3 separate regions of the Homo sapiens genome follow, and all the other regions are linked to region 1. The links are chromatin loops, found by intact Hi-C in ENCODE. Cell type or tissue: ascending aorta. All regions are shown on one strand.

Region 1 (8,000 bases):
CCGGGCTGGGCGCGGGGGGATGCGGCGGCGAGGGCTTGAAGTGGAAGAGCGGGAAGCGCGCGCCGGCCACCGTGGGGACCGCCTTCATCGGCGGGTCCAGCAGCGGGCCGGGTGCGATGCAGCCGGGCGCCGAGGGCAGTGCCTCGTCCCATAACGCCCCCGCCTGCGGGGGGAAGGCCGGCGTGGTGGGGGTGGACGGTGGGGACTGCTTGAAGTACATGGAGGTGCTGGGCAGCACCTCGTCCTCCGGGCTGGAGGCTGGAGGAATGGATGGCTGCTGATGCTGCTGCTGGTGATGGTGGTGGTGGTGGTGGTGGTGGTGGTGATGGTGATGGTAGCTGGGCGCCCGCCCCTCCTCCACTTTGATCAAGGGCCGCTGCATTTGGTACACGCAGGAAGGCTTGAGTTCGTAGTTGCTCGAGTAGCCCTCCACGAAGGTACTGATGCTGGGCAGGGACGTGGTGGCTGTAGCCGTGATCTCAGTGCTGCCAAGGTCCATGGTCAGCTTGGTGTAGTCGGGGTTCATGATCTCCGTGGTGTATTCCGAGCTGTATGTCTGCGCCGCATAACTGGAACCTGGAGGGGAAGGGCTATATTGGGCTTGGACGCAGGGCATATCTGCAGGGACAGAGAAAAGGGTCTCTCAGAAGCAAGTTAACACTTGTTTTCTAGCCAACAGGCAGCATTGGGTTCACTGTTCTCTAATCTGGGAAACAGAGAGGAAGTGTCATCCTCTCCTCCTTCTGGTAGCATAGACACAAAGCCCCACACTTATTTTCTTCATCCCTAGTAAGGAAGCTGAATTCCTGACAAAGGGGTGCCAAAACCTGGCCTCCTGTGGACTCCTGTACCTATCTTTCCTCCCTTGCCCTGTCCTCCACTAGATTTGGGAAACTTGAAGTCTTTCCTCATAAGCTCAGAGATGTTTTTAAAAAGAGGCTTTGAATCCTATAAACTAATTGGAGTGGGCTCCTCAGCTATAACCTAGGGGGACAAAGAGAAAGCCAGTGGTTTATTTGGGAGGAAAGAGGCCATTGGTCCCCCAAGGCATACACATTGATTTGTAAACCTGAGTTAGGCAAGAAAAACTACCCTGTGAGAGATTTAGTGGCCAAGGGAGAGAGTTGACATTCTAACATTTTATGAGTGCCAATTGAGGTTGCCCACACACGTTGTGGTTGCTTTCTCCCACCTCATCCCCACTCTTCCAATAGGGCTAGCAGCCTGCACAAACTGGACCCCTGTTGATAACTTCAGTCAGCTAGGTGGGGACATAGGCCCAGGAAATTGACTCGGGAGAGTTTGTACCATCTGCAAAGAAAAAGATCAGCAGCTGCAACAAAACACCCACCCATATATATATATATACACACACACACACACACACACACACACACACATATATATATCCCAATTCTAACTAATAAAACATATCAGTGACTGTTTTGTGATAACAGTTTATAACTATCATAATAGGCAAGTTAGTATAGGTATTTCCTTATGACACTAGAATTAGTACCCATGAAAAAAAGCAGTTTCTCAATAGACTTGATTTCTCTGCCAGTTTGACTATGTTGCCCCCAAAGTGGCTGGTATCCAGGGTGCTTACTATTGTTCAGAGAGGCTGAACTGAGTGAGAAGGCGCTGAGAATTATTGGATGTAGTGGATGATTTATCTAATTATTTTTCTTTCTTTATGGCTAAATATAAATGGTAAAAAACGGCGGTTTTTGGTGGTTGGTTTTTCTGAGCCAAAGGAAAACCAGGTGCTTAACGCCTCTTTGGAGTCTATGGTGTAAAAGGTGTGACTAATAGAGAAGTGAATACTTCACATTTCCTTTGACATCTTTCTCTTACCCACATTTCCAAATCTGATTGAGTCATGCATGTATGGGATGAAATCTTGACTTGAAAAAAGGTGATGAGGGCCTGTTGGAAGAAGCAGTGATGAGGAGAGGCCAGTTCAAGCCTTTCTTTAACAAGCAGGGCCTTAAAAATACACTCACTAGTTTGAAGTCCAGTTACTTATCTTGCTGTCCAGTTGTTGGGATGAAATGAAAGGCTAATCATTTAAAAGAAAGAACACTGCCTGATCTTTGATCTATTCTCCTTCTCCCTTCAGCACCTCTAGGATTTCTCCATTACTCTTTTCTGTCATTCTTTCCGGCCAATCCCTTTTTACTGCTCTTATTTGTGTCTTTCTGAGGTTTCTAGCTAGAAGATGAGCTTGCTGGGATTGTATTCTATTTATCTGCATTATCTATGGTGCCCACACAGGCTTGGCACCTAGTATTCCTTTAACAAATTTGTAAAGAGGTGGTACAAACCAAAAGTGCAATCTGTTCTTTTGCCAAACTCAAATTTACTCTTTGGTTTTCATCTCAAATGCTTTTCTCCTTCCCTCTGAGCTTCAATCATCCAAACTTCTGCACCCAAATGATTTGGGTTTTATATAAATGAAAATGCTCAGTATTGCTCTAAGTGATTCCATAACTCTTACATGTGCACACTGGCTATAAAAGAAGAGCAAAAATGAAATTAAAAATGTATAAAATACCCTAATCTATTGGTGTATTTGTATTTCTCTTAGGAAAATTAATTTTGAGCAATGCAAGCTTAATTTAATTTGGCTGCTCCACTCAGTAGCAACAGGGTGTGGTATACAGAGGAGCTTCCTGTGAGGAAGCCACCTGTGTTGTGAAATTCGCGGCCAGCAGTCACTGTCCTGGCACTGGGCAGGTCGACCACGCTGCCCGCCGAGTGTGTGGTTCCCCCACCCACTTCCCTCAGCCAGGGAGGAGAAAAGGGTCTTGCCTTCGGACCTACCTGGAGGGTATCTTGCGCGCTGAATGGTGGGGCTGGGGGTCTCTCCAGCGGAGGCTGAGAGTGTAGGAGGAGCGGACGTCCGGCGAGGCGAAGCGCCGGCAGTGCTGCCCGGCACCGCTAAGGGTCCAGGCTCAGGGCCCGGGCTTGCCGGGCTGCCCTCTTCCGCAGTGGGCTCTACAGGCAAGGTGAAAGAGGACATAGGTCACAGTGAGACCAGGATGGGTCACTACGGCCCGGGCTGGGCGCATTGGGGACTGGGGGAATTGGTTGGCAACCTCTAGAAATGTTACATTAATTACAAAGAATTATCGTAAAATTAAGGGTGATTAATGGTACAGGAGTCCCCCTGGGCAAGAAGCATCACACGGCCTCGGGGAAGCCGAGGAAAGGTTGTTGGAACCCACTGCGCCTACCACCGTTTTGTGGCACCAAAACCGAGGCTAAAAAAAAAACGCGCAGCCTGTTATTGCCCAGAAATTGATCTCTCTGCCCCCACAATTGATTCCGAGCTTACGAAGTCAGGAAAACCAAAGAAAGCAGAACACTTGAGGAACGAGCTCCGCCCGAATACGGGGGGTCAGTGAGTGTTCACCAGCGGAAAAAAGCCATTTTCCAGCTCCGCCCGCCCCCACCCCTCAAATACAAATTTTACACGTTGCATAGGAAATGCACAAGGTCCGGAACGAATGCATGAATGCCCCGAGGAATTAAGAAAGTCTGCGCTTTTCATTCTAAATGCTAATGGAGCTTCGCTTCTATTAGCCGCGAGTTTCGAGGGCCAGGGGTCAAGCAAACAAAAGGGCACAGCGATGAGAAGGCTGGCGCTGGAAGCAAGGGGACGAAGCGGACGGCGTTAGCGGCTGATGGGACGAGCGGAGGCAGGTCCCCTGCACCCAGAGGGCGGTGTCTTCGAGGGTGGGCGGCTTGGAGGCTCCTGGCCACCCAGCGGCCTAGCGGGGGCACATTCCTGAGGGCGCCGAGCGCAGCTCCGGGACCAGCGTCTCAGCCCACAGCCTCAGCGAAACTTTGTAGCTGAAAGCGCAGCTCAGCAGGCCTCAGGGAAGGAACTGGGTGCCCAAACTCCGGCCTATAGCGCCCCCTTTGCCCGGGGTGGGCGCAGCTCGAAGAGTGGGAACAGGGACCGAAAAACCCCAAATCAAACCAAACCAAAAACCTCCGAGGTGCGCGGGGCCACGAGGGTCATCTCCTGGCGCCCCTGAGCCCGGGGCTTGCCTGCAGGAAGAGAGAAAGGGACTCGGGGCTCCCAGGTCCAGGAAACCCTCGACGACCAGGAAATGGGGGATTCCCTTGCCACCCCCAGCCCCAGCTGGAGCTGCTCGGACGGAAAGCTTGCGCTCGATGTAGCGCGGGTAGAAGCGGATCTTCCCACGGCTGTAGCACGTGCTTCCCGTCTCCCCGCATCTTCAATGGGGGTCTCCAGCAATCCCCCACCCGCCCCTTCAGTGGGTGCCCGCATTCCCGTCCCGCATTCCCTGAGGGCCTTTCAAGCGGAGTCGTTCTCTGAGAGGAGGCCTCAGAACTCGGGTGGGCGGGGACCGCCTCTCCCCAACGAAGGAGTTCCCCTCGAGCGCCCAGCGTTCGCGGGAGGGACCCACACAGCCTTTCCTCCAGCCCAGCCCAGCGCCCCGCCGCTCTCTCCACCCCACAAGCGGCCGGTTACCTAGGCAAAGCCTCAGTGCCTGGAAACACGTTCCGCCGCTCCTGCTTGCGGCCGCCGGGGCCGGGAGCACAGAGCCTTGGGGTTGTAAATTAGGAAGAAATAACTACCTCTGTCAAAGCCCCTTTCTTTCTCGTGGGCAGACGAAAGGAACACCCCCGTGTTCCCCTCCCGGTGGTGAAGTGTGTGGAGGAAACCGTGAAACGCACCATTGTGACCGGGGCTCCTCTGCGGAGTTTCCAACCCTGGGGAGCGGGGGCGGAGGTTGGGCGGGGGCAAGAGGAGCGAGGGAGAGACTGACAGAAAGGGAAAGACTGAGATTCTCAGAAAGACCGAGGGAGACTAGACAAACCGCGGGGAAGAATTTCTGTGAGCGCACGGTCCCAGGCAAAGGGGTGGATGGGTGCCGGGGGGTGGGGGGCGGAGCGGACGTGGAGGTTGCTGTGGCCTAAGGAGGCTTTGATACTAACTCTGCGAGCATCTTGTTCAGCGAAAATAACTCGAATAAAGTAACTTCATTCATTGTGCCCATCAGCCACGTTAGGCAGCTTTTTCTTTCCCTAACTTGATTCTATAAAATATTTCCCGGTCGTGGGAAAAGGAGATCCGGCACTGGACTCGCGATGGAATGACGGCTCCCTGTTCTTCTCTCCCAGCACCACAAGGCCCTGGGATCACAGCCCGACATTTCTGATTACTAACTCCTCGCAGCTCTTCCCTCTGGAGAATCCGGACGCATAAATAAATAAAAGGCAATCTCCAAGAACGTTTTTGGAAATCAAGGGACAAATGCGTTCTTCCTCACCACTGCCCCGAGGCTTCCAACAGGTTGGAGAGGTGCCTTTGGAAGTCAGTCTCCGCAGGCTGCGCTCGCATGACCGCTCTCGTCTCACCACCGAGAACTTTCATTTCTACTAAGAGTAAAACACTCGGAGCAACTTCTCCAAAAGCGCGAGTTCTGTCCGTGAAAAAGCATGCCTTTCCCACACCGAGCCAACGTCCAGAGGAGAGGGACACCGTCCCCACACGTGTCAGTGTGCGGGAGTCGCCAATTACACCCGATTTACCTCCTAAGGGAAAAGTGTAAACCGGCATGTCAGCGACGACAGGCAGACGTGCCTAGTGGAACCCCAGGCTCATTTCAATACAATAAGCCACATTCCTACAATTACGCCCTCTTTCCTGAGGTCCTCCGAGTGCGTCTGCAAACTCTGGCCGTCGCTGCCTAGGCCCTTCCCTCCTAAGCTTCCTTCCAGAGAACCAGCTCGGTGCCACCATTAGCAACATTTACTTGGACCCACCAGAGCTCCTATTTTCAATCCTACTTAAAAGGCAGGAAAATTACTGCCGTTCATCACCGGAGCTGCAACTCCCTGCCGCTGCCGCTGCCGCCGCCGCCGCCGCCGCCGAGAGCATCATTACCATGACAACTAGAGCCGAAATACCCTGAATTACATCGCTGGAGCCGCTATAGCACAAATCCCGGTCCTCCTCTTTGTTAGAGGCTTTTCGCCTCTTCGAGTGGGGGGAGGAATCCCACGAGCTCCAGAGATCCCCGCGGGCCCACTACAGGGGAAAAGTTTCAGATCAGAACCTACGGGCCGCTGGGCTAGCAAAGCCGGAGCCGGGCGGCAAGGTCAGGGGAGGGAACCCCACACTCAAAGTTGTCAATTTCAGGAGCGACGCTTCCCAGCAAGCCAACTTTTTTAGCAAGTCCCCTTATTAACTGGGCGAATCTCATACGTACTTGAGTGCTGTGGCGGTTCCGTCTTTAGAGCGAGTTTCTAGAGAGCTGTCCCGAAATCTGCACTGGGGGGGAGTCACAGCTGCTGTCCCGGAAGGGCTGCGGTGTACAAGCCCAGCGGCTCCCGGAGGCGGTGAGCGGCTGGTGGGGGATGCTGCGATCCCGACTCATGGGAGAGCACAGCCGAGAGGTTCCGCGGGCGTCCTGGCTTGGGCTGTGACCAGGGGGGAGGATGCCGCCGCTGTTCCCACCTCCACGGCCACTGCCGGCACCGTCAGCGTTGCAAAGTGAGCCCGGGAGGGGCGTCCAGCTGCGGCGCCGCGCTGCACCGGCAAGGGCTCAGGGCAAGAGGGGTGTGAGCGCGCGGGAGAGCGAAGTGTGTGTGCGGAGCCTGTGTGCGCGCTTGTGTCTGTGTGTGCGAGTGAGGGAGCGGGTGTGAGCGCGTCTGTGTATGGGGAGCGGAGGAGGAGCAGGAGCTGGAGGGGTGGGGGGCGGGAGGCAGGAGACTCCGCTCTCCCGGCTGCGCGTTCGCTCGCTCTCTCGGCACGTCATTTATGCCACAGGAGCCCTAGCGGCCTCTCCATAGAGTGCCTGGAATGCGAGACGTCAATGTGACGCCATGGGACGCTACGTCACCCTCCTCCTCCCTCCCCTGGCCCAGCCGGTTCCGCGTGTGCGAGGGAGGGTGTGTGTGTTCGTGTGCGCGCGCGCGCGCGCGCGTTCCTCGGCCAGTCGCACGGCCGCACAATGGAAACTCCGCCGCACGGCCGGCCCCGGCCTGGGGGCTTCTCTTTTTGCAGCGGAACCGCTCGCCAGGGCGTGCGTCTGCGGGAGGGTGCAGCGGCCTGCCCACGGGTCAGGCGGGACCGCCCAGCTGTCAGGCTCGGGTGGAGTAGAGTTGGAGGAGTGCTGCTGGCGCGCCTCCGAGGCTGCCCCGAGGCACGGAGCCAGGGCGAGGGGGGTAAGGGAGAGGACAGCTCTTCCGAAAGGGAAGGCTCCGCCAGCCAGCTTCTGACCAGCTCCAGTGACCTGGCAGCCGGTGCAGAAGGCGTCTGGCACCAGCCCGAAGACGCCCTGAGGTGCAGCTGCACTTTCCTCTTGCATAGGTTCTAAAGCTGTTTACGTTGCTCCGGTCCTCTGCGCCCAGGCTAATCCCCCCTCCCCGCATCATTTACTGGGTGCGTGTTTCACACAGGGATGCAGATGGTTCCGGGGATAAGGTTTGATTTCTTTACACGTACGGCGTGGGTTTCTTAACTGGACACGTTATAACCCAGCGAAGTGCACATCCATCATGCACACGCGCGCTGCAGCAGAAACTACTCTGTGTGTAAAACAAACACACACGTGTTGAACAGCTGAGCGGGTCTGACTATTGCAAATCATTCCTCCTCCCCGGCACCGGGTCAGAAATGGAACTCTCAACTAGCACTTTCACTTTTTGATGGTTGTAGATGCCCTCCGCCCACATCTCCCAAATTAAACATTTCGAAATCAATCAACAGGACTTATTAGTCAGTCCCTCGCTAGGGGATTTGCTTTGGTCTCCTCGGACACATTTGTCATGAAATGGTGTGCCGAAAGCCTGGGTGACTGTATGAAGGAGAGCAATTTCTTCCTGGAAATGATAAATTTAAGTGTAAATTTCTTGATGAAAACAAAATTTATCAGAGTTAAAGACCCCTAGTCCCAAAGGTTGCTGCTGAGTGAACGCAGTCTCTTTCAGAAATGAATTTTTGGACAGGAGAAAAT
Region 2 (8,000 bases), 560 kb after region 1:
TCTAAGAGACCATGGGTTAGTGGGGTCACCCAGTTGAGTTTCTCACCCATGGGGAGGTCTCCACATCAGCTTCTGTAAACAATGGCACTGAAGCCTCTATTTGAACCCCTGAAGTGACATGGGGTTCCTAACTTATGAGGCTGACGCAGGAGAGGACAGGACACTATATTTGAATTTCTAAAGGATTATCTTTAGGAAGAAGGGCCTGACCCTAAGGGCAGAAATAGGAAGCTAAGGTAGAAGCTCAAAGAAGCAGTTTTCAAGTTCACATGAGGGAGAAGACCTTGAGAGACAGGGCCGTCAAACAGATCTCACGGTCTCATCTTCAGTTGTTCTTCCCCCTTCCTTCTGATCCAGAGGACCCTCCTGCCTAGCCTACTTATGATCCACTGTAATTGTTGAAAAAAGAATTCCTACTACTGAGCCAAGACAAGTCTGGGAACTTCTACTGGTTTGTCCCTTTTAATGCTCACAGAGACAGTGGCCATCCCATCGTTTTCTAAGAAGAAACCTTCAGAATTTGATAATCGGGTAGTGTCCTACCTGAAATCATCTTAACAAGGCTAAGAAGTCCCAAATCCACCCAGCAGACAAAAGAGAGAAAGAATGTTTACCTAGACAAGAGCTCTCCCAACTGTGATTTTTTTAAAAGCAGAGGATGCTGTCAAGACACAGCGCACCAGCAGGGCTTCTGCCCACCCTAGCCAACCACAGCAGAGGCACACAGTTTGATTGCAGGAGTTGTATTTTTGTTTACACAAATGGGTTTGGACCTCACCTAAAGTCCTGCAAGTTGCTTTTTAAAGTAATGATTATGAACATCATTAATTTTTATTGTTACGAACATCTTTCCCTTCTGTGCATGCAAATCAACCTCATTCACTTTACAAGCTGCCTGGTATTTCATTAAGTGGGTGCACATAATTCATTTAAGTAATCTGCTCTTACTGGACATCTGAGATAGTTTCAAGTCCTTCCAAAACCACAGTGAAAATTCTTATGCACACATTTGTGCACGTCTGTCAGTGTTCTCTAGCAAATGCGAATACCTTTTCCCTCAGTTTTTCAAAACAAGCACCTAGTGCATACATCTCTGTGCATGTGTATGAGTATTTCTGAGACTATATTTTGGAAGCAGAATTGTAGAGCCAAAGGGGATAAATATTTTTTAAATGTACTGCCAAATTGCCTTCCAAAAGACCTTACCAATTTATATATCCTCACCAATGAGAAAAAGACGGCTCCTGCTTCCTTCATATCCACCAACACTCTGGTTATTTTTGACATTTTAATTTTTGCCAATTTGTTAAGTGGAAAGTAGATTTTAAAAAAAAGAATTGTATTTCCCTGGCCATTGATGAAGTTAAGCATATTTTATATATTTGTTGGCCATTTTTATTTATTCTTCAGTGACTTGCCTGTTCACAACCTCTATTGATTTTTCTTTTGGGTTATTCATCTCTTCATATTGATTTAGAGGAAACTTTTATATCAGTGGTGCTTTATTAATGCTTAATCTGTTTTCTGTGCTATAAAAATCTTCTCATGCTCCATCACTTATCTTTTAACTTTGCTTATCTTTGCTCATTTTTTAATGACGTACTCAAATTTTCTTATTGATTTGTAAAGACTTTTTCTATCTTAAGGATATCTGTCTTTGTCATAAGTCTTGCAAATATTTTTGTTTTCCCTTTTTTGTACTTTATTTAGAGGAGATTTTATGTTTATTTAGACACATATACCGTTGTATATCATAAGTCCTTAAAAAGGTTTTCCCTACCCTGAGATGAGATACTCACCAATATTTTCTTCATGTTTTCCTAGATATGATTTTTAAATGTGTCTGGAATTTATTTTGTTGCATAGTATGCCATAGGAATCTCAATTTTTTTTCTCCCCAAAATAGTTGGTCAAATTTCCCAATATCTTTCATCAGATTAGTCATTCTTTCCTCTCTGATTTGTAATCCCAACTTACTCATACACTTAATTTTTATTTGGACTTAAAAGAGGTAAAAATGATGTTTATCAACAATCTTGACTTCATTTGCAGGGGAGAGATGAATTGTTATTTGTTTTGGATGGGAAAGGAGAGTGCGGTGTGGGATAAAATCGGGGGAAAGCAGTTAAGATAGTCATGGAATTTGTTGTGAAAAAGGAAAGCCTGAGGAAGAAAGGCCAACAGAGAAAACTACTGAGTCATAAAAGGAACATGTTATTTTAAAAAATGACTTAGGATTCGCCATAGGGAAGGAATATTTGGGGGAATCTTAAAAAGAAGATGATGCAAACAGAACTGAATTGGTTATACTGGGCTCCCAGCTGAAGGGGAAAGGCCCACAGTCAGTCTACCTTGCCAGATAAGCCTTGAATGGTTGTCACGAAGCCTGGCATAGACTACATGTTATGTTGGGGGGTTTTAATTAGTTAAAAAATTCAAAAAACTAACATAATTGCTATATTAAATAGCTTTAAAACATATATATGTTCATTATTAAAAATTAAAGAGAGAAGCCAGGCATGGTGGCTCACACCTGTAATCCCAGCACTTTGGGAGGCCAAGGCAGGAGGATCACTTCAGCCCAGGAGTTTGAGACCAGCCTGGAAAACATAGAGATACCCTGTCTCTACAGAAAATAAAAATTAAAAAGTAACCAGGCATGGTGGCACATGCCTACCATCCCAACTACTCAGAAGGCTAAGGAAAAAAGATAATTTGAGCCTAGGAAGTTAAGGCTGCAGTGAGCCATGACTGCACCACTGCACTCCAGCCTGGGTGACAAAGCGAGACCTTGTGTCAAAAAAAAGGGAGAGAGAAAGGAAAAATAGAATCATGCTAGCTAACATTTATTGAGCACCCACTATTGTCTAGCACTATATTAGCTGCTTTACACATACTTTGCTTTATAAAAAGAAAAATTAAAACCCCTGTAATCCCACCGTCTGAGATTAACCACCATTAACACTCTGCTATATTTCCTTCCAGTCTTGTTTTCCTGATATGTATTTTATGACAGTAGCTAATAAGTGTTGAGATCTTATTCACATGCCCAGAACTAATAAAATTATTTAAACCTTTTAAAATACTTTTTAAACCTTGTAACAATGCCATGAGATAGGCAGTATTATTACCTTAATTTTACAGATAAGGAAATTGAGACTAGAGAAGTTAAGCAATGTGCCCATTCTGTATACCCAGTTTTGTTAATTTTGTCACTTAAGCTTGTATCAGGAATGTTTTCCCATGTCATTAATTATTCCACAGAAGAGATCACTTAATGGCTGCATAATAGTCCATCACATGGGCATGTCATCATTTATTAAAGTATTTCAGTGTTTCTCTTCAATTCTTGGTGATTTTTAATAGAATAAATACTGCTGTGATTAACACCCTTGTACTTAAAATTTTATGCATGTCTGAGCACTCAGATAAAAACAAATTGCCGGGCGCAGTGGCTCACACCTGTAATCCCAGCACTTTGGGAGGCCGAGGCGGGTGGATCACCTGAGATCAAGAGTTCGAGACCAGCCTGGCCAACATGGTGAAACCCTGTCTGTATTAAAAATACAAAAATTAGCTGGGCATGATGGCAGGTGCCTGTAATCCCAGATACTCGGGAGGCTGAGGTGGGAGAATCACTAGAACCTGGGAGATGGAGTTGCAGTGAGCCAAGATCTGGCCATTGCCCTCCAGCCTGGGCTATAGAGCAAGATTCTGTCTCAAAAAAAAGAAAGAAAGAAAGAAAGAAAGAACGATTGATTAACAGTTGATTTACTGAGTCACTTTTTTCAGGATCTTTCCACATATTGTCGAATTGCCTTCCAAAAAAATTCTACCATTTTATAATAGACCAGCGATAAATGAAAGCATCCATTTTATGCCCCAGGCAACATTAGGTATTATTAATTTTAAATCCTAGACCATTTAAATGGGTAAACAATATATATCATAATTTTGTTTCATTTTTATTATACAGGAGAAACAGAACAGACTTTGGTTCTTCCAAAAATTTTAACGAAGCCTCTATCATACTCCCGGCACTCTTGTGGGGGCTAAGGATACAACAATGAACAAGACAGACCCAACGTGAACCTCTTAGGGCTCACAACTTAACATAAGGGGTACATTGAACACAAATTAATGAATTCCAATTGTATGTTCTATAATAAGCATTTGTAGTACTTAGTGTTTATTGACCCTTTTTAAGGTAAAGCACCAAGAACTTATTGAATCTTCGTGACAACGCTTTTACGTAGGTACTATTATTATTTCCCTTTTACAAATGAGGAAACTGAGTCACCGAGAGGTTAAGAAATTTGCCCAAAGTCCTAGAACCAATAAGTAGCAAAGACAAGATTCAAATCCAGTCAGAGCAGCCCCAGTGCCCTTAACCACTATACCATAATGCTTTCCTTCTGCTAGAAGAAAGACGTGTGGGCTGCTGTGAGATGCTGAAAAGAGTGAAAGAAGATGCAGAAAAATGAAACAAAGCAGATGTTAGCCAATAGTAAAAGGGAATAGAGATGGCAGGAGTTCACTTGGTCAGCAATATTGCCATGAAGTGCTGAATTGTATCTTTCCTCTTTTTTTCAGAGGAGTAGGTGAGGGTGACACGTGACAAAAATCAGCAGGTAGAACATTGGACAATAAATCAACCTGGAACAGTCCAAACAGGAAAGGAGTAGCCTAAATTCTCCTGCTAGGAGGCAGAGGAAAGAAGGGAGAGACCTCCACCTCCCTAGGCCTCAAGGAATCGAAAGATACATTGTTCAGTAGCAGCAGTCAAAACTGAGACGATAAGGAGAAAACGAAAACTTTTGCTTTTCCAGGGCTCCTGGCCAAATACCTCCCAGTGCGGTCTGAAGCCCCCGCTGGAGGCACCTGTGGTTTTGCAGACCAGCGGGCTCCATTCTGGTGGGCTGCAGCGCCATCTAGCAGGCGTGAGGCTGAACGGCGTCATAACAACTGGCAGTCCAAGAGTCCTTGAAAAAACAAGGACCCACGTGGCTAGCACCGTGCTAAGGTCACTGTGGTGAACAAACAAGTCTCTGCCCTTGAGAAGTTCACGGTCCATCTCGGGAGACAATCACAGACTCTAGAGCAGAGACCTGTGCAAGTGTGCAGGAAACACGGAGGGGCAAGGCTGACCTTACCTGGAGTTCAGGGAAGGTTACATAGAGAATGTGCTATTCAAATCAGCTCTTCAAAGATGAGTCATTATTAAAGATGAGTACAGTAGTAGAAGATGGAAGAAACTTCCAGGCAATAAGACTGGAAGCTCAAAGGCCCAGAGTTGTGAAAGGGTGTAGCGCATTCAGGGAAGACTGGAATGTCCAAATCACAGCCGAGAGCAACTTGACAATTTAGCCTAGTCATTTTAAGAATTACATTACTGAGATTTGAGCAAGAAGGGGGCTTTGTGCAGATTTATATCCTAGGCTAGGAGTGTCCACATTGGAACCCATGACTCCTGACTCTCGTTCCCATGTGCCTCCCACTGAACCATGGAAATGCAAGGCCAGCCACCTCCATCCAGCTCCCTGGGAAGGGCCACATTCACATGGCAGGGACCACTAGTGAGGCTGTGTGCATAGAATTGAGACCTTGAACTCAAGAAGAAGACACACCTGCACTCAGTAGCTCCACCAGTAGCTATGTAACTTTCATCAAGTTACTTATTCTTTCCGAGTGTCCATTTCCTTATCAGTCAAATGGGAAAGATGACAGCCCTTACCTCGTACAGTTGTTGTGAGAGTGGAAAGAGTGAATTCACATTAAGGGCTTGGCACAATGCCCAGCACATGCTAAATGCTTGATAATGAGATATTAAAGACCATAATTTTAATATTGTCACTTTTTTATTGTACTATTTTGGTTTTATTTTTTTACTCAGAAGTATGATTATTGATTTTTTATTTATAATTTTTACTATTTCTTATTAAGTGTTGAGAACTGGGGCCTTTCTGGTTGCATAAGAACAAACACAGAAGCCCCAGTCCTATTTTCAAAACTTGAAGGGCTGTGCTGGAACGAGGGAGTAGAGGTGGACTGAGGTGCCCCAAGTGCCAAGCTGGGCACGATGGCTGAGAGCTGCAGGATGGAAGATTTCGGTCCAATGTAAAGGAAACCTTGCGCACTCATCAAGGGGCCTTGGGAGGAAGGTATTTATTTGTTATTGGAAATGTTCAGTCTAAGACCAGATGACCATTTGTCAAGGCCACCTCCTACCTTGCATAGGGCAGGAAGTCACCTAGTCCATGGCACTATCTGATGCTTTAAACATCTAATTGAGCTCTAAACATCTCATTGAGCTCATATTCTAGGGGAATATGATTTGTTAGGTCATCCAGGAAGACGGCTGTCTGTTTATAAATTTCAGTCATAAGCAATGCTCGAAGAAGTCAGGATCCATAACACATAACCTTGTATTTCAGAGTAATTTGTTAGATTTTAGCTGGAAGCATGAGGAAGAGTCTGAGATGCTCGTGTCAGGCTAGAGACCAGGGAAATGGGCTAAAGGAAGAGAAGGCAGCTCAGCTTACCCTCAAATGCTGCCCAGAAAATGTGCTTTCATTCTGAGAAGACGTGCACGGCTGTCACAACCCTGAGAGCCATTAGAGCGTAGAGGTACCTACTGTCTTAAAATAATTCAATAACAAAGCACACAAAATGCTCACTATTCAAACATTTATACAGGGTCTGCTATGTGCAAAGCACTTGGAATATAAAAGTAAATCTAGAGCCGGGCACGGTGGCTCATGCCTGTAATCCCAGCACTTTGGGAGGCTGAGGCGGGCGGATCACCTGAGGTCAGGAGTTCCAGACCAGCCTGGCCAACATGGTGAAACCCTGTCTCTACTAAAAATACAAAAAATTAGCCGGGTGTGGTTGCAGGCGCCTGTAATCCCAGCTACTCTGGAGGCTGAGGCAGGAGAATCGCTTGAACCCAGGAGGCAGAGGTTGCAGTGAGCCGAGATCGTGCCACTGCACTCTGGCCTGGGCAACAAGAGTGAAACTCCATCTCAAAAACAAAAAGTAAATCTAAAAAGCAGATAGAGCTAAGAAGGTTATAGTCTAGAAGAGGCAATAAGACCTGAGTAGAAAATAACTGCAATCCAAGGTAGAAAATGCCTAGTGTTGTGAAAGAGGCACATGGGATTGTATGGCTTTCACAAGAGGAAGCACTGGAGGAAGGTTTTGCAGAGAAAATGACATCTAAGCTGGGCCTTTAGTAACACAAAAGACTTGCACCCCAAATGATGGAAGGGAATAACATCTCAGGGGAAAAAGTAGTGTGGGCAAAACTGCAGAGTTCCAAAAGCATGGGCTGAAGAATTGGAAGTACAAGTAGGTGGCGCCCCCTGTGACTGGAGCACAGGGAGTGTGGAGGGGGTGGGGCAGGATGTAAGATCAGAGAAGTAATTAATCATCCAGTAGTTGCACTCCTAGGTATATTACCAAGAGAATTGAAAACATACCTCCACATAAAAGACCGATACACCAATGCTTATAGCAGTTTCACTCATAATAGCCAAAATGTAGAAACAAACTACTGTCCATCAACTGACAAATGGATAAATGAAATGTGTTATATCTATACAATAAAATATTACTCAGCATTCAGTAATAGGAGGGAGTGAAGTATCAATACATGCTACCATGGATGAACCTTGGAACTGTTCCAAATGAAAGAAGACAGTTACCTAAAATGCATACTGTATGATTCCATTTATATGAAAGGTCCAGAATAGGGAAATCTATAGAGACAGAAAGTATCCTAGGGCCAGCAGGGAGACAACGGGATTAGGTGTTGATGGAAAAGGGTTTCTTTTGGGGATGGTGAAGGTGTTGATGGAAAAAGGTGTTGATGTTAAAGGGTTTCTTTTGGGGATGATGAAAATGTTCTATAATTGAGCATGGTGATGGTTGTACAATTCTGTGAATATACTAAAAACCATTTAATTGTACATTTTAAATAGGTGAATTGTATGGTATGTGAA
Region 3 (8,000 bases), 830 kb after region 1:
AGGCAGAAATGGGAGCTGGGAGGGGCCCTCCAGGCAAACAGAACCGCAGGAACTAAGGCGCCATGGAGGGGAGAAAGTGCTCGGTCTGTCCAGAGAACTGTGAGCATCTGGGTGTGGTTGGGAAAGAGGCCCTGGCTGAGGACCAGAATCACCTGCAGAGCTTTTTGTCAATACAGATTCTAGGATCTTTCACTCCAGATCTACTGAAGCTGAACATCCAGGTCTACAGCCCAGGCAAGAATCTGCTTTTAAAGACCAATCCCCCCAACACAGTGCCTCCCCAACCCCCCATGCCACCCCCACCCCCAACACACACTTACACACAAATGACCCTGATGCACAGCCAGGGCTGAGAACCACAGGGATGTTAATTCCAACAGCATAGAACTTTCTGAAAATGCAAAGAATTGGATAGCAAGGACCCCAATCCTAAATGGGGAAGAAGGCAAGGAGGGGCAGACTTTGTAGTCCCTGACCACTCAGAAAGTCTGCAATTCAGTTCACTGGCGACGGCTCATGTCTCAAAGGGTGGCAGGCTGGAAAGGCTGAGGATGGGGAAGTGAGATTCATTCCAAGAAAGAAGTTAGACAGACAAGGGGCGGGCGGGGACTGTCTGAGCTGAAGAGGGAAATTCCCCGTCCTAGAGGGTGGCTGCCGGAAAATGCCATAAAGCCCTTCCAGGAGATGTTAAAAGGGGGAAGTCCCCAGCTCAGGGGTGGCATGACTGAGTGCACTCTGGACCCTGAGCTGGAGACCTGGCTCTGCCACCTCCAGGCTGGGTGCCTCCAGCAACCATCTCCATGGCCTCAGTGCCCTCCTATGTAGAAGAGACCCCAAACACCTCCCTGCAAATGAGACTAAAGGAAATGGAAGCATGTGGAAGAGCGTGAACTGTGGTGCAGACAGACGGGTGCACAGGGAAGGCATTCTGATGATCAGGAACAGACAGGTTAAGGTCAGGACCATCAGGCCTCGAGGCACAGCCCAGGGCAATCCCCTTAATAACTGAAGGCAGCCACAGGGGTTTGGCATGCCTGTCAGCCCAAGCCACTGGCCAACCAGGAGGCCCCAAGAGGAACGAGGCATCTGTACTATGCCCGGTGCTGAGTCCAGCACTGAGCTGCTCTCTGACACATCACATCACCTCCCTTAATCCTCACAACAAACCCACTGGTCAACAGTAGCAACAACAGGCACTGTCCAAGCATTTTGCACAGGGCAATTTGTCTAATTTTCACACTGACCCTATGAGGCAGGTCCACTCTATTGTAACCAAGGAGGAAACTGAGCCTTGGAGAGCTTAAGTCACTTGCTCAAGGTCAAGAGCTAGTAAGTGGCAGAGCTGGGATTCACGCTTGGTGGAACTCTGATATGCACCAGTTCCCATAAAACCACTGAGAAAAGTTGGGTTGGGGAAGCATGGAAAGAAAGTGTTAGAGGTTCCCCAGAGGCCACCAAGTCCATCAAATCACCAACAACTTTTTCTTTTTCACTTTTCCAGATAGTCTGGGGATTGATTTCATAGCCCCCCTTGGCTGACACGTGCCCCACATCTGCCCCAGTGCCTGCAGTGCCATGGTCCTGGGGAGGGTCCAAGCCTGGGGAGTGAGGCCTGGCTTGAGTCCTGACTTCACTACCCTGTGACCCTGGAAGAGGCACCCCACCTCCTGGGCATTCATTTTTGAATCTGCACAATGGGGCTGATGCCACCTACCTTGCAGGGTGGCAAGAAACAAAAGTGAAATCATGCATACAATAGCGAGAATTGACAACGTGCTGGCGGCCCTCGCTCGCCCTCAGTGCCTCCTCGGCCTTGGCGTCCACTCTGGCCACACCTGAGGAGCCCTTCAGCCCACCACTGCACTGTGGGAGCCCCTCTCTGGGTTGGCAGAGGCTGAAGCCGGCTCCCTCTGCTTGTGGGGAGGTGTGGAGAGAGACGTGTGGGCAGGAACCAGGGCTGCGTGCAGCGCTTGCGGGCCAGTGAGAGTTCCAAGTAGGCGTGGGCTCGGCGGGCCCCGCACTCTAAGCGGCCAGCCGGTGCCACCGACCCTGGGCAGTGAGGGGCTTAGCACCCAGGCCAGCAGCTGCAGAGGGTGTGCCGGGTCCCCCAGCACTGCCGACCGGCCCGCACTGCTCTCGAATTCTCACTGGGCCTCAGCCGCCTTCCCGCAGGGCAGGGCTTGGGACCTGCAGCCTGCCATGCCCGAGCCCCCTGGCAGTGGGCTCCCACATGGCCCAAGCCTCCCTGACGGGGACCGCCCCCTGCTCTGCGGCGGCTGTTCCCATCGACCATCCAAGGGCTGAGGAGGCAGCGTGGGACTGGCAGGCCGCTCCACCTGCTGCCCTCGTGCGGGATCCACTAGGCGAAGCCAGCTGGACTCCTGAGTTGGGTGGGGACTTGGAGAACTTTTATGTCTAGCTAAAGGATTGTAAACACACCAATCAGCACCCTGTGTCTAGCTCAAGGTTTGTAAATGCACCAATCAGTGCTCTGTGTCTAGCTAATCTAGTGGGGACTTGGAGAACTTTTATGTCTAGCTAAAGGATTGTAAATACACCAATCAGCACTCTTGTGTCTAGCTCAAGGTTTGTAAACACACCAATCAACACTCTGTGTCTAGCTCAAGGTTTGTAAACACACCAATCAACACTCTGTGTCTAGCTCAAGGTTTGTAAACGCACCAATTAGTTCTCTGTGTCTAGCTAATCTAGTGGGGACTTGGAGAACTTTTATGTCTAGCTAGAGGATTGTAAATGCATCAATCGGCACTCTGTATCTAGCTCAAGGTTTGTAAACGCACCAATTAGTGCTCTGTGTCTAGCTAATCTAGTGGGGACTTGGAGAACTTTTATGTCTAGCTAGAGGATTATAAATGCACCAATCAGCACTCTGTATCTAGCTCAAGGTTTGTAAATGCACCAATCAGTGCTCTGTGTCTAGCTAATCTAGTGGGGACTTGGAGAACTTTTGTGTCTAGCTAGAGGATTGTAAATGCACCAATCAGCACTCTGTGTCTAGCTCAGGGATTGTAAACGCACCAATGAGCACCCTGTCAAAATGGACCAATCAGCTCTCTGTAAAACGGACCAATCAGCTCTCTGTAAAGTGGACCAATTAGCTCTCTGTAAAATGGGCCAATCAGCAGGATGTGGGGGGGGGTCAGATAAGGGAACAAAAGCAGGCTGCCTGAGTGAGCAGCGGCAACTTGGTGAGGTCCTTTTCCCATTGTGGAAGCTTTGTTCTTTTGCTCTTTGCAATAAATATCGCTGTTAGTGTCTTTGGGTCCGCACTGACTTTATGAGCTGTAACACTCATGGGGTGGGTCTGCAGCTTCACTCCTGAGGCCAGCAAGACCATGAACCCACCGGGAGGAACAAACAACTCCAGAGGCACTGCCCTAAGAGTTGTAACACTCACCGCGAAGGTCTGCAGCTTTACTCTTGAAGACAGCGAGACCAGGAACCCACCAGAAGGAAGAAACTCTGAACACATCCAAATATCAGAAGGAACAAACTCCAGACACACTACCTTTAAGAACTGTAACACTCACCGCGAGGGTCCGTGGTTTCATTCTTGAAGTCGGTGAGACCAAGAACCCACCAATTCCAGACACAATAGCACCAGGTACACAGTGGTATCAAGAAATGCCAGTTCTCTTCCTTCCCCTCCCACTTCTCTATCTCTGTCCAAAGCTGCCCAGCTCTGGTGCCCCCTCCCAAGCTTCTCTGCCCTACTTCTGTCCCCTGTGATCATCTCAGGCTCAAACTCCACTCTCCTTTCCTGTCCCTCTCTAAGGGCAACCTTGGGCTGTTGGCACCTTTGCCTGAGTTGGCTTCGCTGTGAATTGTGAACTGGTGCACAGGGCAGCATCAGATGTGAAGGCCACTCTGTGTCCTACTGCCCCAGGTTGGGACATGCCTGTGGGATGGCCAAGGGCTGATGGGCACACAGGATAGCCACACCACCCAAAGCAGTTGCCCTCCCCAATCACCAGGTAGGCAGGCAACTTGGACCCTTGACTTCATTCATCCCAACTGGCCAAGAGTTGGCCGCCATCCTTGGGATGGACTTTTGCAATACCACTCAGGCCATGACCCCATGGATGGGCATCAGGAGACTCATGCTGTTACCCCAGTCCGGCCCATACACCCTTCAGTCAGTGTCTTCCCCTATCTGGGCCTTGGTTTGCTCAGTTTGTACACAAAGGGCAGTTTTCCGTACACCTCTGTACAGAAAGAGATGTACAGGACTTTGGGTCCTTCCAGTGCTAACAGAGTCTAGTTCTATTCTGCTGCATCCACAGCTCTGCTGCATGCACAGCCCTGCTGCCCAAGGTCTGTAATCTCCAGCCACTGCCTAATTTCCATCTCCCTGATTTCTTCTATTAGAGATACGTTTACAAAGTAGCCTGACCAGGCAAGGAGACGGCTGAAGCTCTGCTGTATTTAGTGACTCTGCTGCTGCTTGCTGTTTTCATTAAAAACAGGCTCCTGGGTGTCCCCACAGTCTGACTCAGTGCTTTCAAAACCACTTCCATGTCTCAGCCACAGGGAGCATTCCCAGGAGGGAGGAGGTCCAGGCCACTGGAAGTTAGGATTGCCTTTCCCATGCGTCAGAAGTGAGCTCCCTGGAGGACTCTGTGACTCACAAGACTGGGGTCCTGACTGTGCTTTCACAGCTGGAGCACTGAGCAAATATAACAAGAGCCATCGTTCAGGGCCATTTCCCTCATGCCAGATGCTGGGCTGAGGCTTGTCCCTGCACTTCATCATCTAACCCTGGAAACAACCCTATGAGATAGGGCTATTAGAATCACCATTCTTGGAAGAGGAGTTGAGGTTCAGAATGGTTGAGTAAGTTACCTAAGGCCACAGGCTTTTTACCCAAGGCTCCAAAGCAATACAGCACAGCGTTTGCCCTTGACAGCCCTCTGATGGCCACACACAGGGTGGCACTGAGGAAGCTGGTGTTGCGGTTCACCAGGGGATTTTGCAAAGTGCCCATTGGCCATTATTTTCCTGACCCCCCCAGATGAGTCAACGATTAAGCTCACAGGTCTGGAAACAAAGAGGTCAGACCCAGGACTCTGGGCCCCCTCTAGTAATTCTCAGCCTGCTAAAAGCTGAGCAAGATCACATGGCACAGCATCCCAGTACTCACCGAGGCTTGAGTGTAGGTGACGGCTTCTAAGATCTCAGCTACTCCGTCTGCCTCCTGCAGCCCACTGGTCTCTCCAGATGCCTGTGTGGAGACAAACTGTGCCACACACCGGGCAGAGCGGGCAGGGCCCATAAGAGTTGGATGACTGGGAAAGTTACAGAAACTGACAAACCGACTCTCCTACAGGGAAACCGTGTGTGTGTGTGTGTGTGTGTGTGTGTGTGTGTGTGTGTGTCTATGAGAGACGGAGTGGGGTTAAGGAGACAGCGTGTGTGCAGTGTGCATGGTTGGTTATTTGTTTTATTTATTTATTTTTATTTTTTTATTTTTTTGAGACAGGTTCTCTCTTACTCTGTCACCCATGCTGGAGTGCAGTGGTGCGATCTCAGCTCACTGCAAACTCTGCCTCCTGGGTTCAAACGATTCTCCTGCCGCAGCCTCACGAGTAGCTGGGATTACAAGCACACGCCACCACGCCGGGCTAATTTTTGTATTTTTTGTAGAGATGGGGTTTCACCATGTTGGCCAGGCTGGTCTCCAACTCCTGACCGCAAGTGATCCACCCACCTCGGCCTCCCAAAGTGCTGGGATTACAGGCGTGAGCTACTGCGCCCAGCCTGGTTGTTCATTTTATTTCTTTCCACATTTTATTGCTCTAACAGAATACACAATGATTTCTCACTCTCTCTAACATATCTACTTTCATTCGATCCAGGTCCCCACCACTCTCCCAACCTTTGTGAGGCTGTCATTGGAATCTTGCGCTGGGAACAATTACAGCCGAAGCATGACTTCCTGGCATTACCTAATCTTTCTAATTAGCCTCCTAAAGGCAGACAAGGAGCCCGAGTGCTGTGATTTTGTAACCAATCCCTTGTTCTTGGACCCTTGGGTTGTTTCTACTTTTTCAGTATTAATGGCAATGCAGAGACTAACGCGTGACTACACTGATCAGCATCACATGACTGTCAGGCTGGGACCACTGGCTCATGGAACACAGGCATTCTCACAGGCCCAAATTCCACCTCTCAGGGGCTTTCCAACGAAATCGACAGCATTTTGTTTTTTACAAAGTTAACAAAATCAATTTATGTTCTGTTGTGACGTTGATGCCACCCAAAAGGCAACAGGAATTGCAGGAATGCGCTACCTTCTGCTCACCTCTGACTGCATCCTGGACCCCTTCTCCCTGGGAGGCCTCACCCTTGTCATTGGTCAGGCATCACCTGCTCCCTAACTGGCTTCAAGTTCCTCCTCTTTCCTCTCCTGCTCCCACCTGACAACGTTGAGTTTGGGTTTGAGGATCTCCCCCTTTTCCCATCACACTCAGCTCTGCCACTGTATTTGGGTATGGAAGTGCATATGAGCAGCTTATTAAACAGTTCCCAGTTATTCCTTTATCTCCAGCACCTACCCAGGGCTGGCACCCAGCAGGTGCTCAGTCAATCCTTAGAGGGAGGGAAGAAGGAGTCATCTTTTTTTTCCTGCCCACCACTCCATCCCCAGCTTAGGAACGAACTCATTTGCCAAGCATAAAAGCTAAGTTGAGGATCGTTTTTTATAGGAATTTACTCCCAGAATATCTCAGTTTTAACTTTGATTTTAGAATCTTGACACCATTTCTTGGCAAGAAGGCGGGAAAGCAGGCCATTGACGGCCACAGCCATGGAAGATCCTGACACCTTATAAGAAACACAGCTCCCCACACCAGAGATGGCTGATGCTCTTTAAAAAGTGAAATCACGCCAAAAGCCCAAAATAGGACTTGAGGCAGCAGTTGCCAAAATGAGAGGTTTCAGAAACTCCACGCCACTGTCTGGGCATCCAGCCCTCCCCAGGCTGCGGCTGCTGGGGTTGCAGGGCCCACTGTGGGATAGTAGGGGAGCTCACCGAGGACTCTTCAGGGTCACACAGCTCCTCGGGAGTCCTGGGGTCGGGGTGCACGGTGAGCTGCTGGAGGGAGCCCTGGGGAAAAGAGACGGATCAGAAGCCACGGTTTGCACGTACACAGCATGACTGCCAGTGGAAGACATGATTGTTTTGGCAATGGAGACGAACAGGTAAAAGCGTGGGAATGAGGATGTACAGCCTGCAGTCTCAACCACGAAGCCAGGCCACCTCTTGGCCCACTCTCAGTTATGGGGGGACTCTCCTTGGGCCAGTATCATACTGACCCCTGGGCCAGAGAGGCCCTTGGGGAGCATTGTGTTCAAGTGTGCACACCACAGCAGCCTCCTGTCTCCAGGTCCCCAGCTTGTCAGCGGCAGGCCCTGAAACGCACATCTCCCTCTCCCAGAAAGCTCTTTCCCCTGCAGCTCAATGCTTCTGAGTTTGAAGGCCTCGTCCCAAGAAGGGCTACCACAGCCTCCCTGCCTCCACTCTCCTCCCCTCTCCCCACACCTGACAGCTTCCTCTCCATGAGGCTCCTAAAGTGAGCATTTAAAAATTGCCCTTTGTGTTTTAACTTCTTAACATTCTCCAATGTCTTTCACTCTACTCCAGATAAACCCAAACTCCACCCCGTGGTGCTGTCCTGTTCACCAACGAGACATCAGTAAATACGTGTGCTGACTAAATGAGTAACTACAATAACTTAGTGATCTTTAGAATGCCTTATTCATAAAAGCCCATTTTGATAGTAAAGTCAGTTTAAATTTTTTTTAAGTGCACATTGCCTAGAAGGCGGGAAAAGCTACCTCTCACTCTGGTATTCTAGTGTATCCCACCTTTTCAGAAATTACTTACGTGCAATTGTCACCCATATCCAAAGATCAAACCATTTAGGGCTATAACAAACCTTGCTCTTTTATATAAAATCTTAAAACGTACAAAGTGCTTT

Evidence for each region. Peaks named below come from ENCODE experiments on the same cell type or tissue, not always from the same donor. Only the 100,000 strongest peaks of a DNase experiment are listed, where the experiment ranks them.
Region 2: it touches region 1 in a loop (3-fold over the local background); 30 of 110 quality-filtered maps call a loop at or near these places.
Region 3: it touches region 1 in a loop (5-fold over the local background); 2 of 110 quality-filtered maps call a loop at or near these places.

What each region holds. Positions count from the first base shown.
Region 1 is chr9:99,820,659-99,828,658 of GRCh38, reverse strand. It overlaps NR4A3 (nuclear receptor subfamily 4 group A member 3), which reads right to left and starts at 6,774. Exons shown (of 8, transcript NM_006981.4): 1 at 6,252-6,774; 2 at 2,827-3,000; 3 at 1-618. The coding sequence starts at 616. RefSeq lists silencers at 3,959-4,008, 6,631-6,680 and an enhancer at 5,544-6,056. In ascending aorta, CTCF peaks have their summits at 3,929 and 6,841; DNase peaks (open chromatin) are centred at 4,458, 5,978, 6,858, 7,688 and 4 weaker places; H3K4me3 peaks cover 5,180 bases; H3K27ac peaks cover 3,445 bases; H3K27me3 peaks cover 660 bases.
Region 2 is chr9:99,263,658-99,271,657 of GRCh38, reverse strand. No RefSeq gene overlaps it. Among named protein-coding and RNA genes, the nearest start is that of SEC61B, 45 kb to the right of the region's middle. In ascending aorta, a CTCF peak has its summit at 4,934; a DNase peak (open chromatin) is centred at 4,927.
Region 3 is chr9:98,986,420-98,994,419 of GRCh38, reverse strand. COL15A1 (collagen type XV alpha 1 chain) reads right to left here. Exons shown (of 42, transcript NM_001855.5): 4 at 7,052-7,126; 5 at 5,162-5,242. Among named protein-coding and RNA genes, the nearest start is that of COL15A1-AS1, 46 kb to the right of the region's middle. In ascending aorta, a CTCF peak has its summit at 4,942 (motif pointing left); DNase peaks (open chromatin) are centred at 626, 4,609 and 6,989; H3K27ac peaks cover 2,295 bases.